3 separate regions of the Homo sapiens genome follow, and all the other regions are linked to region 2. Evidence: chromatin loops called from intact Hi-C (ENCODE). Cell type or tissue: gastrocnemius medialis. All regions are shown on one strand. Each heading gives the region's core, and the rest is flanking DNA. Links, peaks and the distances in the headings are about the cores only. Region 1 has its middle 690 kb from the start of SNORD151. Region 2 holds the start of LOC124901628 (a long non-coding RNA gene). Region 3 has its middle 280 kb from the start of SNORD151.

Region 1 (4,518 bases), core at 1,175-3,674, 480 kb after region 2:
GTGGGCATCAGCTGAGTTTGGTCCAATTTTGCTTTCTGCTATAACAGAGCAGCACTGAATTAAATGCAATGTCTCACACTTGCTGCACTCTCCCTCTCCCAAGTGGACATATTCTCTCTCCATGCTGCAAAGCCACTGCCAAAGGATGAGGGAGGGGAGGCATAGATGATTCAAGACTGTTTTTCCTACCTCTTCAGTGCCTCTTTCAGTGATATGAAGTTAAAACCAGATACTGTGAGTGCTCACCTGATTGTTGGTTCTTATGAAGGTGTTTTTTTGTGTGTAGATAGTTGTTAAATAGGTGTCCTTGTTGGGGAGATGATAAGTGGAGCATTCTATTCTGCCACCTTGCTCCACCTCTCCCCTCATTATTCTTTTTCATGTATTCTACATCTTAGTTACACTCATTTTTTTAGACGTTCCCAAACTTTGCTGCCCCCTTTTGTTCATAGATGTTCTTGCATCCACATGGCCAAATCAAGAGACCCTTTCTCCAGAGTCTTCCATTTTCTCTTCATTAGAATTAAACATCTTTTCCTATCAACTTTTCTGGGACACAATGTGTTCATCAGGTGTTAACATGTTAGTTTCATGAGTTTGTTCCTTGAGTCACTACATCTTATTTATTGTTGTATCCTTTAAATGCATAACAGAACTGGTAGGCTCAGTGAATGTTTGCTGCATTGAATAAGCAGAAGAAAATAATGACAAGTTTGCCTTCTGTTAGAGGAAGAAGACATGTATTCATAAAATAAAGGCACTAGGAGACAGCAAAAATAACGTAGTCCTGTGGTGATAATCATGTACGAAGAACATAATGTATATCATGTACCAAGAACATAAGGTTGTGTTTTGTGTCATAAGAAAAGGGGAAGTTCATTTGACAATCATTTATTAACCATTTGTTTTGTGCCAGACATAGTGCCAGGAATAAATCAGGTATGATCCCTGCCCTCATGGAACAAGGTAGGAGATTAATCAGTTATTCACCTTATTCAGTAAATGCTCATTGAGCACCAAATGTTAAGGTAACAGCCTCTAATCTGATGGAATTTAGGAGTCCTGTGGTTTAAGTAGTCATTATATATTATTGTCAAGTCCTTCATACTAGAGGTAAGATTTTTGGTGACCTTGAGGTATTTTGAAGTTATAAAGAGGGTTGTTTCTCTTTTATGTATTTTTTTTTTTTAGACTTAGAATGAACAAACTCAGGACTTAGAATGGAGTTTGAGAGCAAGGAGAAGCATAATCCCTCACTCCCAGAAAGAATTGGAATTGGGACAGTTGAGTCAATATTGTTGCAAGTGTTATAAAGCAGAGGCATGTACTTGTGAAGAGCATGATATGACCACATGGATCATCCGGGTTATTGTGGACTTTGGAATCTAGATGAGCCATGATAAAACAGTGCCTTTGGAAACATTGGTTTTATGTTTCATAGAATGTGCTACACATAAACAGTGTTTTATGCACGAAGATCAGTTGTGAAATAATGAGCCATGAGAGAATGTTTCAGACAAATAAAATAATAGTCCTTGAAAACACATTGTAATGTATGATTATGAAATTTGAATAGTATACTATGGAGTCTTAAAAGCTGAAGACTTAAGCAGCTTAGGGACATAAGGCTCTAATCTCTATTTGTGTGAGGTTGAGGAGGATTTGAGAAGGAAGTGAAAGCTCCTAGCATGTCCCCATTACCAGTCCCCTGCCTGTCTCTCCTATCTCAACTCTCATAGCAATAGAGATCAGATTTTAAATTTTGACCATGCCCAATTAGTTTAGTTTCCCAAGGTCATCGTGTAATTTCTACCATAGATTATCTAGTCACATCTCTCCTGAGATCACTTTCCCATTTCATAACTAAAAACTCTTATTGAACATTTAGACTGTTTTGTGACTAACACTCTCTAAAGTCTTTTCTGATGTTCCAGGGAATAACTGATGATGCTGAATCTGTATTCATTTTTACCCTGTATTGAATTATATCATTAACATTCTGATACCCTATTGTAACTATTTGTTTATATATGTTCCTTGCTCAGTAGAATATAACTGTGAAGACAGGGATGTTTTCACTGGGTGAATTTTTATAATCCCAACAAACAGCATAGTGCCTGGACAACTGGAAATCTCTCCCATTTGTTGTATAAAATAATAGATGAGTCGAAGCTGGGATGACCAGTTTTGTTTTGGGAGGGTGAGTGTTGGACAGTATACAGATTTCTTGGATGAGCTTGTTTGTAGAAATTCAGGGCTCATTACAGTTACAGTCTTTTGAAGAAATTCATTGTACTTTGAAAAAAAGAATTGGGCATACCATAAGACTTTCACATCTTGATAGATAATTAGTTCACTTTAGATGAATAAACAACATTATCAAATGATATTGCTTGAATACATTGATTTCTGGAGTCACTTTTGGCTCAAGAAGATTATGGATAAGTGGATAACTTTAGGGAAAGATACAATACCCAATTTTGGGGGGAGGTTTGCTAGTGATCAGTAGAAAGAGTAGCACAAAGGAAAAAAATCATAGTTATGAGACTTCTTGCCCTGTCATAAGCATCCCAGTTGTAATGAGGTTCTATTGTTGCTTACAGAAAAGATATTCCATGGTAGGGCTGGATGCCCACGCAGGCCAATGGCCAGCACATAGGGAACAAGTTGTTCTGTTCTACTTGCTTCATGTAGCTTTTCTTACTCCAGTGGAAAAAAAAATCCAACTAGGTGAGAGTGTATAACCAGAGACAAGCTGCTTATTAGCAATACAAGGAAAAGTAATTGTGCAATAGAGTAATGACAATGAAAATTAGTGCTCATCCCCAGGATTCAAGACCATAGCCACTCAGAGATCACAGGGAGCTTCACATGCTGTCTATCACAGCCAAGCATTTACAAGCCAATATTAATATAAACAGTGCACTAAAAAAGAATGTAAAACTAGACCTATTATGTTAGATCCTGGAAAAAAGGATCTTGGGACAGAGGGCAAGTGTGGACCAATCAAAAATTCGACTTTTGGAAGAGTTATATTTTTCTTTTCTTTTTTATTGGGTTTTTAATGTTGTGTGTAACTAAATAAAATACAGAAGGACTAAAGGAGTTTTGTTCATTATTAATCTATTGAGAAAAATACATGATATGTAAAAAAGATTTAATGTGTATCTTTGATACTTCTTCCAAATCCATGTATTTATAGGAACCAATGAACCAAGAAGGCAGGCAGACTTGCAAGGCCCTCATTACTCTTTGCTATGAGAAGGCTTCAAGTGGGCAGCCTATATTTTCTGATACAATTATTCTTTTTTTAATCTCTTAAAACACATACATCACAGACACACAAGAACACACACCCACACACACACTCCTCAAAAGTAATGTGAACATTCGTTAACACAACTTTCTGTCTTCCAGTTTGTCTACACCTAGAGCATAATCCTCCCTCAATATATTTGTCTCTCTGTCATCATCCTCAGATGGACTTAATGGTGGAGGAGTTAGTACCAAAAGCCTCATGCTGCATTCTGGAAGTTTCACCATTAGCCCAAAAGGGAAAAAAGAGTAACCTCTATGTCTATCCTAGAGGCTTCCTCATTGCAGACCAGACCTATGTGTAGACCCTGAGCATGCCTGCTGCCGCTTCGCTTCACCAGTCCTAGAGGAGTGAGCCATCTGCCAAACAGCATCCTTTAAAAATGTCCCCTTTTACCCTTACCCAAACCCTGATCCCACCTACCAAGCTCCATGCAGCCAGCTGGAAGGCTGACTATGGAGTGAGAGAGAGAGAGAGAGGAAGGGCTGGCTTGGATTGAGCCTCCCTCTTGTTTACATTGCATTACAATTCTTTTAAAAATTGGGGTTTTATGGTATTTATAAATATTTTATTGATTGATTGATTTGAGGCAAAATCAACATGTCTTTCTTTCAGCAATGGTTGTGTGAAGTCAGCTGTGTCAAGGTGTATCCCCCTGTAGGGGCTCCCATAAGTTAACACTCTACTTCTTCAGAATGAAATTCTAAGTCAATTACTTAATGTCCACTTGTAGGCTTAGTTTATTTATCTCACATTCATTTTATTACAGACATGTTTTAAATGCAAGCTTATAAATGAGCATCTGAGCAACTGTGAAGCCGATTTGCTGTGCACTGGTTACCAACTTGTCTGAGTTTGGTGAGACAGAACCCTCAAGCCCAGAAAGTTACATGAAATGGATTCATTAAGTACAGATTGGCAACATGTGCCAACAGAAGCCTAGGATCCATTGTGAGCTGGTCCCCCAAAGCTTGAGAAAATTGCCCAGGGCAGATGGTGTCTCCTCTTTATGTGCCCCATTTGCACTGCAGCTTAGGGATTCTGAAAGACAGCTCACCCTGGATTGTATACTCTGGGGCCTTGTGAGCTGGGCTAAAGAATTGAAGGACATCCTACTTGGGGGAAGAGGGGCCGGAACAGAGCACAGATTGTTCTGGCCTGCTCCTTGCTAATTTTAGAATGTTGCATTCCCAGCACATACT
Region 2 (4,518 bases), core at 1,026-3,525:
CTCTGCTGCCCTCATACCTGGAGGCCATTCCTCTCTGTGTCTGGAGGCTGTTCTGACCTAAGCTCCTTTATCAGCAAAGTGGGTCCACTGTTCCTTTCCCTCCTCCCTCACCGTCTCCATCTCAATTCTTAGCCTTTTCCAATTTTTCCAATTCTTAGCCAATTCTAGCCATCTCCTGGCTGCCCAATTCTTAGCCTTTCCTTCACCCTCACCCTTCTTGTCAGGCCACTGTTTCCCAAGGATATTTCTTGCATGAGGCTGATGCTGAGTCCTTTGAGAGGAAGAGACCTACAGCTGGGAGAGGGGGCTCCTACAAGGAGGAGGCAGCAGGTTGCATAGCCCAGGCTCAGGTGCCCGCTGGGGATGACCCAGGAAAACACCCACCAAGCCAGCATGTTAGGGGGCACCCTCACCTAGGAAAGTGAGGTACAAGACAGGGAGTGTGTACTCTGCATAAATAAAAATGCCCTAGGATGAGGATGTGGAAGGAGAACTAGAGGATTATTCCTGTTTTGTTCTCTGTACTTGGAGAAACCCTCTGTGCTTCTCATATCACGGGGCCTGTGGGGCTGAAAACAGGGTGGCTTGAAGACATCCTCTCCTACTCTCCCCTCCCCTTTCTTCAGCTCCCCTCCCCTCTCCTCGGTGCTGTGGGTGCCTCTGCTCATGGAGGGAACCATGTGGCTGAGGCTGTTGTGATTCTTTCTGATTTGGTCTTGTGGTCTCTTTCTGCAGAGTTCCTATAAACTGTGCCCCACCTAATGGGCCTCGGGGATTTGGTGGTGGATGTGTACAGCACGCCTTTCACAAGATTCTTCTTTATCCTGGCAGGTGGCCTCATGCCTGAGGGTGAGACCCATGGTCTGGTGTTGCTCTCACAGGAATCTTGTTCATACTGGCAGACTCCTTGTGGCTCCCATCTGACCTGTTTCCAGCTATTCCCAATAAGATAGCCACTCTTTAGGCCAGCCCTGACTAGGAGAGGAGCTAGGTTCTGGTGCATCTGTCCGGGGAGACAGAGGAGGCAACTGGACAAAGCACATAGAGTCACAGAAGCAGCATATTCCTCACAGATCCCAGAGAGAAGAAGGCAGAATACCTCACATGGCTAGCGGAATGGAGGGAGCTGCCTGGGGCACACACACACACAACCACTGGGTGGGGATCGAGAGAGAGGAGGACCTGTAAGCTGAGGCCTTAAGTGGGGTCCAGGGGTCTACCCCAGGCAGGTTTCCCATAGGGAGTTCTAATTGATGGGTTTAGAGCAAGCAGGCACCGGTTCCATGTAATCACGCCATGACTGAGAGGTGGTCATTGCAGCATATCTGTGAGGTCCATGTGGGGTCAGTGGGGTGAGTCAAGTAGGTTGTATCCAGCTGTCTCGTAGGGCAGTGGTCACCAGGAGGTGTTTGTATAAGGCAGATGTCTGGATTGATCACATTGAGGAACTGGAAGGAGGTGGAGAGCTGGAAACTGTGTTAAGGGTGAGTAAGCCCTGCCTCTGGTAGGAAAAAGTTAAACCTCTGTTGGGAATGGTAACATGGAATTATAAGAGTTCACTACAAGCTGCATCCTAGGCCTTTCTCCTACTCTCACTGCCACAGAAACCCAGTGGTTCCGGGTTAGTGGGTCCGCATGTTGGTGCATGTTCGTGTGTGTGCGTGCATGCGTGTGTTTGTGCATGCATGTGCACATATGTGTGTCTGAGGTCTTTCTTTTCACCCTTAAACCCCAACAGGCTAGTGACAGGTTGTGGGCCCAGGGCAGCAGGGGCCACTGATCTTCAGGGGCCTCATGGCTCAAATGACATAGCAGGGCCCAGGCAGGGTTATGGTTGGAGAGACACCTGGGGACCCAGGGACGGCCCTGTGGCCCAGGCAGGGATGTGGCAGGAACCTCTAACAGAGCCTGCACCTGACAAGGACCAGAGAGTGGTAGCCTTGAAGTCACACCTGCCTCGATTTAATGAACAAGTGGGCAGTTTGCACAACTGGCCTGGCTGTTTCCAGTTAGCGTCGGCTCCCAGGGACTGGCACAGGCTCAGTCGGCTCAGCATATTGTCTATGGGCGATTTTCCATCTTGCTCACAAAACCAGGAACATTTACTATCTGGCCTTTTCCAGAAAAAAGTTTGCGGGTTCCCGGGCCATGCTCTCATTATTGTTGGCGTTATGAGGAAATGCAGATACAGCAGCAGAAGGAAGATCTGAGAGAAGAAGACAACAGGGTCACTGAAGTTGTGTTAAAGTGGTGCAGCACATTTGCCCTCTTTTTTTTTTGTACTTTCAAGACTGGCCACAATGCTGAATTTCAACGAAAGCACCCATAAGGAAGCCTGCCTTTTGATGTGCTCAGCCTGCGAGGGTCGGGAGGAAGAGAGGGGCCTGCCGCCTCGCGCCCTGCCCGCGCGCCCTCTGTGGGTGCCGCTGGTCCCGGTGTGGCCGGCAGGGGGCGCGCGCGCCATTCCCGGGCTCGCCGGGCGGGGCGGGGGCGCTTCCGAAGCTGAGCCGAGGACGCCGTGTTCCGCCGGTCCGGAGCGCCGCTACTCCGCGACCTGAGCCTGGCTCAGCAGCTCTGCCAGGCGTGCTTCCGCGCAGGGTGGCCGGACGTTCTGGGGAAGTTGCCCCGGGCCCAGCACAACGCCTGCGGGGGAGGGGGTGAGCGGCTCCAGCAAGGGACCCAGGGGCGGGGCTCAGGGAGACGGGGAGGGAGAATGGAATAGATAGGAACCGTCGAGATCTCGCAGGGGGGCCCACAGGCCACCCCCAGGGTCGCCTCCGCCCCCGCTGCCCTGCGGGCTACCGGCTCCAGTGGCGGGCCAGGACAGGGCAGCGCGAAGAGGAAACGCGCCCCGGCGCTAGGCCCCCCTCCCAAGGAAGGGGTCAAGCGGGCTCTGCCCTGCCCTACTAGTGTGACTGCTGGCTTCTGGGGGCTCAGCTCCCCGACTGTAGAGGAAGAGCTAGAAAAGCGATTCCCGAGAAGGGGAATCATTGTAAGCAGTTACTGCACTGTAAAGTGGCAGAGGGCTTGCTTGGTAGCGGAGAATCAATCGGGTTACTCTTCCTTCCTCACGGGAAGGGCATTTGTAAATTCCGCGTTGCAGAGACAGCCGGTGCTGGCCAGTTGCCTGGCAAGCGTGTGCTCACGCACACATCAGCTGCATCCATGAGGGAGATGATCCTATCTTAGCGTGGCAGGGCCAGAAAGGGGCTGAGAGTCTGGGCCCAGTACTGCTGGACTGTGCAGCCTTCGCTCTGTTCTCCTTCAGTGATGACTCACTCTCTCCTGAAAGAAGACCACACTGCCCCGGAGACACAGGAGGCCTTCTGACCTGGCCCGGTTGCCCTTCCTGGAGATGCCCCTCCTTCCCCAGAAGGCAGGCTCAGCTCATGGATGGTGCAGTCAGTAAGGGGAACTCAGTGCTGCCCAGGTCCCAGTCCACTGTGGACACCTGCATGATCTGACACTTCCCCATGAGGACTTTTGAGAAGCCAGATGACTTGTTTGAATTATCCAGTTCAGCTCCTGAGCCTCCTCTGCAAGATCCTACCAAGCAAACTTGGGGTGTTTCCCCTGCTCCCCTATTTCTGGTATTAACACCTTCCCCAGAACACCAGACTATTCCTGTTATGACGAGTAAAGACCTCTTAGTATTGTAACTTAAGGGGGTCACACCATGGCAACATTCTATTTTTTTCCTTTTTGTGTACTAGCTAGAATTACTCTATTTATTTACTTCAGGCATTTACTTGTTGTAATTATCTGATTTTGTGTCCCTGAAATAGTTTTTGCAGAAAAATCAGGATAAATTATTGATTCTGCCCCTTTTATTTTTTATAGTTTTTAGAAGGGGTTTATTTTTTATAATCCAAATGTGCCCAAGTAAGGTTTGTTTGTTGAGAAGTGCCTTTCCAAACCCCTCAATTTTTATTTTATTTATATTTATTTATTTATTTATTTATTCATTTTGAGACAGAGTCTTGCTCTGTCTCCCAGGTTGGAGTGCAGTGGCACCTTGTATTAGTCCGTTTTCATGCTGCTGATAAAGACATACCCCAGAATGGGAAGAAGAAGAGGTTTAGTGGACTTGCAGTTCCACATGACTGGGGAGGCCTTACAATCGTGGTGGAGGGCAAGGAAGAGCAAGTCAGGTCTTACACGGATGGCGGCAGGAAAAGAGAGAGAACTTGTGTAGGGGAACTCCTCTTTATAAAACCATCAGATCTCATGTGAGACTTATTCACTATCATGAGACCAGCACGAGAAAGACCTGCCCCTGTGATTCACAGGGACCCACTGGGTCCCTCCCATGACACATGGAATTGTGGGAGTTACAATTCAAGATGAGATTTGGGGGGAAACACAGCCAAACCCTATCAAGCCATCTCGGCTCTCTGCAACCTCCACTTCCCAGGCTCAAGTGATTCTCCTGCCTCAGCCTCCTGAGTAGCTGGGATTACAGGCATGCGCCACCACACCTGGATAATTTTTGTATTTTTTATAGACATGGGGTTTCAT
Region 3 (4,518 bases), core at 996-3,495, 72 kb after region 2:
AGACATCCACTCTTCAAAACAATGCATTGCTTAGTTGCTTAGTGGAGCCTACTGTGAAATTTATGTACATGGAATTACAATGTGTCCACCATTCTGAAACTGACTTTTTATTCAGGCAATAGTATGTGTTTGAAACATTGTAACTTGTTGATGTAACTGTAGTTTATTAATTTCTCTGGTTTGGTCTTATGATTTTTCTTAAGCCTGCAGATGTGGTGAGTTCATTTACTGGTATTGCTCTATGATATTTCATGTGCGAAGAAGATACCACAACCTGTTTATTAATTGTACTCCCGAGGGAGTGCTGGCTGTTGCCTTCCCTCCTTGGTTTCCAGTGGGCAGAGAGCCATTCTGCACAGCTGGCCGTCTCCCAAGCACATGGGCACTTGTCTCTTTTGGGTGGAATGACTGTGTTGTAGAGTCTGTATATGCTCTGTTCTGTTAAATTTTGTCAAATTGATTTTCCAGGTGGTTGGGCCACGTTACCTTCCAGTTGGAAGTGTAGGGGGGTTTCCACTGCTCCACATCCTCACCAATGCTTGGTTTCTTATTTTTTATATTTTGCCAGTTTGATGGTTCAAAGGGGCACTGGATCGTGGTTCTAGTTTACATTTCTCTGGTACTGACGAGCCCCTTGGGGATAACTGGAGAGACGCTGAGTGACAGCGGTGGTCAGAACTGGATTCTGTAGGACGGGGTGGGGAGGAGTAGAAGGCTGCAGTGGCGGGGGGTGGGGCAGACGTGGGTCTGGCGCACATTCTTTCTGCTTTTTTCTCATTTGTATTGGTTCCAAGTTCAGTCTCAGAAGAATCACATCAATTCTGACTTGTAATTCTAGAGATCTCTATTTTCCAGAAATTTTCTATGAGAATCTTTGAAGCTTGAGGGCTGTGATTTTTCTCCAGGATGAAGGTTAAACCCTGTAAATGTGCAGAACGTTCTCCTAACAACCCATTCCAGTAAATGGTGCATGACAGGTGTGTAGGGCACTGTGGGTGAGGCTGAAGCATCACCCCAGATGCAGGGGTACATTCCTAGGAGCACAGACATGTGAACATGCTTCACCCTCCACATCTGACCCTGGGACTCACCCACTTCTCTCTACTCCCACTGCTCCCCTGGTCAGATGGCCCATTAGAAGGCTCAGGGAATGGTACCTTACTTTCATATAAAGCTGCCTTTACTGAATTTGCATATATTAATGATAGTATTCCAGCTTGACTGAAGCTGGGTGTGAGGTTTGTGTCTCATGGAATTGTTCTGGGAACTTCCCAGAAGGCATGTGAACTCTCTGACAACATTATAGGTACTCAATAAAGAGTAGCTAGTATCAATTTGCCATGTCTAATTGAACAAATACTATGACTAATTAACATGCTAAATGCAGGAGGTATGGTGATAAATAAAACAGTGCCTTGTCCCCTGAAGCTTACATTCTACTAGGGGAGACAGCTGCACACGTGAAACATATGAAGACATAAGGCAGTTTCAGATAGTGGCCCTTCCAACAGGGAGAGCCAGGTGGCAGAGTGAAAAGGAGAGGAGACAGAGCATTCCAGACAGAGGCAGAAATACCTGCAAATGCTCCCTGGTTATGAGCTCTGTGTGTTCTGGCAACAAGAGAAGTCAGGCAACTGCAGTGATGGTGAAGGTTAAAGGTCATAGAGATGTGAGGCTCCACCAATCCCAGGTGTGGGCCAAGGCACAGAGAGGGGAATGCTCTCTGTTTGTGTCTTATATCAGCATTTTGTGATAGGGTTCAAAGTTATACTCTCTGAGGGCTCCCACTTCCAGATCTAACAATACGGTAGATGCTGGGGAGGCTTAGGGTCTTCCTTGCTCCAACCCAGCCTGGGCAGGAAGAAACTTTTGATGCCTGCCATGGGGCAACATTAGCAGCCTCAGCTCACTCCAGCTCTTGTCCGGTATCTCTACTTGCATCCCATCAGTGGGACCCCAAACAGCTCTGGGGACCCCAGGGTGCAGGAACGATGCCCATCATCATGCTGGGCACCATGCTGTGCTATGGAGACCCTGTTGTCACAGAAGTAAACCATTGCCCAGTGGAGGAGGCCTACCCCTTTCCTCTTCCTGTACCATCACTCAGTGTCTGTGGTCCCCACCCCTGGCCTGGGGTTCCAGTGAGTCGTGGGTAATACTGGGCACACATTTATGAGTGTTTCTTACATGTGAATGCCATATGTGCCCCAGTGGAAAAAAAAATAAGGACTCATTTAAGTTTTTTATTATTTGGATCTTTTCCTGACACCTGAATGATGAGCATTGGAATGTTCTCACCAAATTTGTGTTATATAAGGACTACTTCTTGAATGTAAGATTTCAAAGGATGCTGAATTAGAACTTTGGCAATAGCAAAATACTTTTTTCCAAACCATCCCAAACTCTCCATGGATGGTGGCTTGTTTCCAATTTGGAATGGCTTCAGTTGAAGATGTTTTTTGCATTGGTCTTTGTGTTCACAGTCCCTGGTGAAGGGGCTGATAGGCTTAAAAGCAGCATTTGGGGAGAGAGAGAGACACACACAGAAGGAGAGAGGTAGGAGGGAGAGAGGCAGAGCGAGCAAGAGAGAGCTGTACTGTGTTCTTTCTCAGAAAGTACCTGGCAGGCTGGAAGCAGCTCATGTGCCAATATTTGAAAACTATAAATAGAGTCCTTTGGGATTGGCTTACATGAATTGGTAGGAATGCCAAGCTTGGGAAGCTGCTGGGGCATGGTGGGGGGAGAGCAGGGAACAGTGTGCTATTCCTAGGACAGGTAACGCCTCTCTTTAGTGTAGTGGGGAGGGCCCTAGGCGGACTGCAGAGAGGAGGAGCTGAGGTACAGGTGCACTGTCAGGTCAGACATGTGAGCAAGTTGGTGAGAAAATTCATTTGTTCAGCTTCATACTTGGGAAGCAGCTGTAGCATTCAGGGTGGGAATTCTCAGTCCTGCTGCAGCTGCAGCACTCAGGGAAGGACTCTGGGGCCGGGCTGGGACAGGGCTGAGCAGGGAGCTGGATTGAGGGAAGTTTGAAATCACGGATCTAGCTAACTCTTCTAATTTGATGATGGGGAGACTGAGGCTTGGCCCTTTGTTCTTTTTCCTGCACCACTGCCAATCTTTCATGGGGTAAAGACCAATTTTAATGCAGTTCACTGAGATTCTTCTGCCCATCTGTGGAGGAGGTTGGTTGGGGGGCCTGGACACAGGAAGACTGCCGTCCTCAGCTCCCCTAAAAGCCACTGCAGCACGGGATGCCTGGACTGGCTTCTCTCCAGCTTCATCTCAGAAGATAAAATGTCAAACTCAGAGCTATCCCACGCTTGTCAAAATGCGTCGCAAAGAAAACTCACGGAGACAAGCACCTAGGCATTTGCTAGTGTTCAATACTGTTCATTTGGTCCCAGCCTTAAGCCACATCATCAGAGTGCTCTGGGGACCACATGGCTTTCTTTTATTGCAGTACTTTTCCTGAATGCTCCTAAAATGTAATGTACATTGCAGGGACATTCTAAGACAGAGCCCTGTAAAATGCATGACTTTGCTCGCCATGAGGACATCGGTGAGGCTGTCCTTGACTACGCTACATCATGATCTCTGTATAAAGACCTCAGGGAGAAACCTCTGACCTCTCTTTGACTTGCTGTGTTTCTCCTTGGGCAGCCAGCTAACCTTTATACTGCAGACTCAGGAAATGGTGCCACTGATTCCGTGTCCCTTGATGCACTGGTTATACAATCTCACAGCCCAATATGCCCCCTCTTCTCTGCAAGTGCATGGTTATACCTACTTGTGGTCTTCATCCTTTTTTTTCCTTCCTGGCCATTGTGAGTCTGTCCATCTATGTGAGAGCTCTGGGTTCATCCTGAGCCATCCTGGTGAGGACGGAGAGTGTTTGGAGCTTAGGTCCCACCACCAACCTTCTTCCCTTTCTTTCTCTCTTTTTCTTCCTTGCGACCCTTCTAGCATCTCACTTCCTTCCTTGCCTAAGAATCTCATCCTCTAACTGCCTCTGACTCACTCTGGGATGATCAAGCATCTTTGGGATCTAATAGTCCAAGGTCCCAGTCCCAGTTCTATTGCTTATTACTTGGGTAACTCTGTATTTGTGGTTTAGCCTCGCTGAGCCTTAACTTTCTGCCAAATGAGGTAGACATAACCCTACTGAGGGCTAACACAGGGGAAAGCCGTAACCATGGCTGATCCATTATGGTTGCATCAGAAAAGCCAATTTCCTTGTCAATCAATGCCAAAAGCACTCCCTTCTGCATTAATCAGACCCCATCTGCCCTGCAATTTGTTTCTTAGAATTCAGAACAAAACAAAACGAAGCACAGAAGCCTCTGGCCATCCCCTTCATCCAGCAGATGGCAGTCTCTGATCAGGAATCTCTTGGCCTAGCTGCCATGGGAAACTGCTGCCCTATAGAGGATTTGTCCAAGAAAACCCAAATAAAGAAATATTATATATTATTTTCTACGAAGAACTTGTGTAATGAAGAGGAAACACTTTCTCCCA

What was found. Peaks named below come from ENCODE experiments on the same cell type or tissue, not always from the same donor. Only the 100,000 strongest peaks of a DNase experiment are listed, where the experiment ranks them.
Region 1: it touches region 2 in a loop (4-fold over the local background); 6 of 110 quality-filtered maps call a loop at or near these places.
Region 3: a loop joins it to region 2, with 9 times the contacts of the local background. A loop is called at or near these places in 35 of 110 quality-filtered maps.

Annotation. Positions count from the first base shown.
Region 1 is chr7:46,772,894-46,777,411 of GRCh38, reverse strand. No RefSeq gene overlaps it. Among named protein-coding and RNA genes, the nearest start is that of SNORD151, 690 kb to the left of the region's middle. In gastrocnemius medialis, for the core only: no CTCF peak of the experiment used is centred there; a DNase peak (open chromatin) is centred at 2,631; H3K27ac peaks cover 2,199 bases.
Region 2 is chr7:47,252,530-47,257,047 of GRCh38, reverse strand. It overlaps LOC124901628 (a long non-coding RNA gene), which reads left to right and starts at 2,434. Exons shown (of 2, transcript XR_007060318.1): 1 at 2,434-2,657; 2 at 3,269-4,518. RefSeq lists a silencer at 2,373-2,552. In gastrocnemius medialis, for the core only: a CTCF peak has its summit at 2,436 (motif pointing right); DNase peaks (open chromatin) are centred at 2,527 and 3,267; H3K4me3 peaks cover 783 bases; H3K27ac peaks cover 1,440 bases.
Region 3 is chr7:47,180,247-47,184,764 of GRCh38, reverse strand. No RefSeq gene overlaps it. Among named protein-coding and RNA genes, the nearest start is that of SNORD151, 280 kb to the left of the region's middle. In gastrocnemius medialis, for the core only: no CTCF peak of the experiment used is centred there; no DNase peak of the experiment used is centred there; H3K27ac peaks cover 2,052 bases.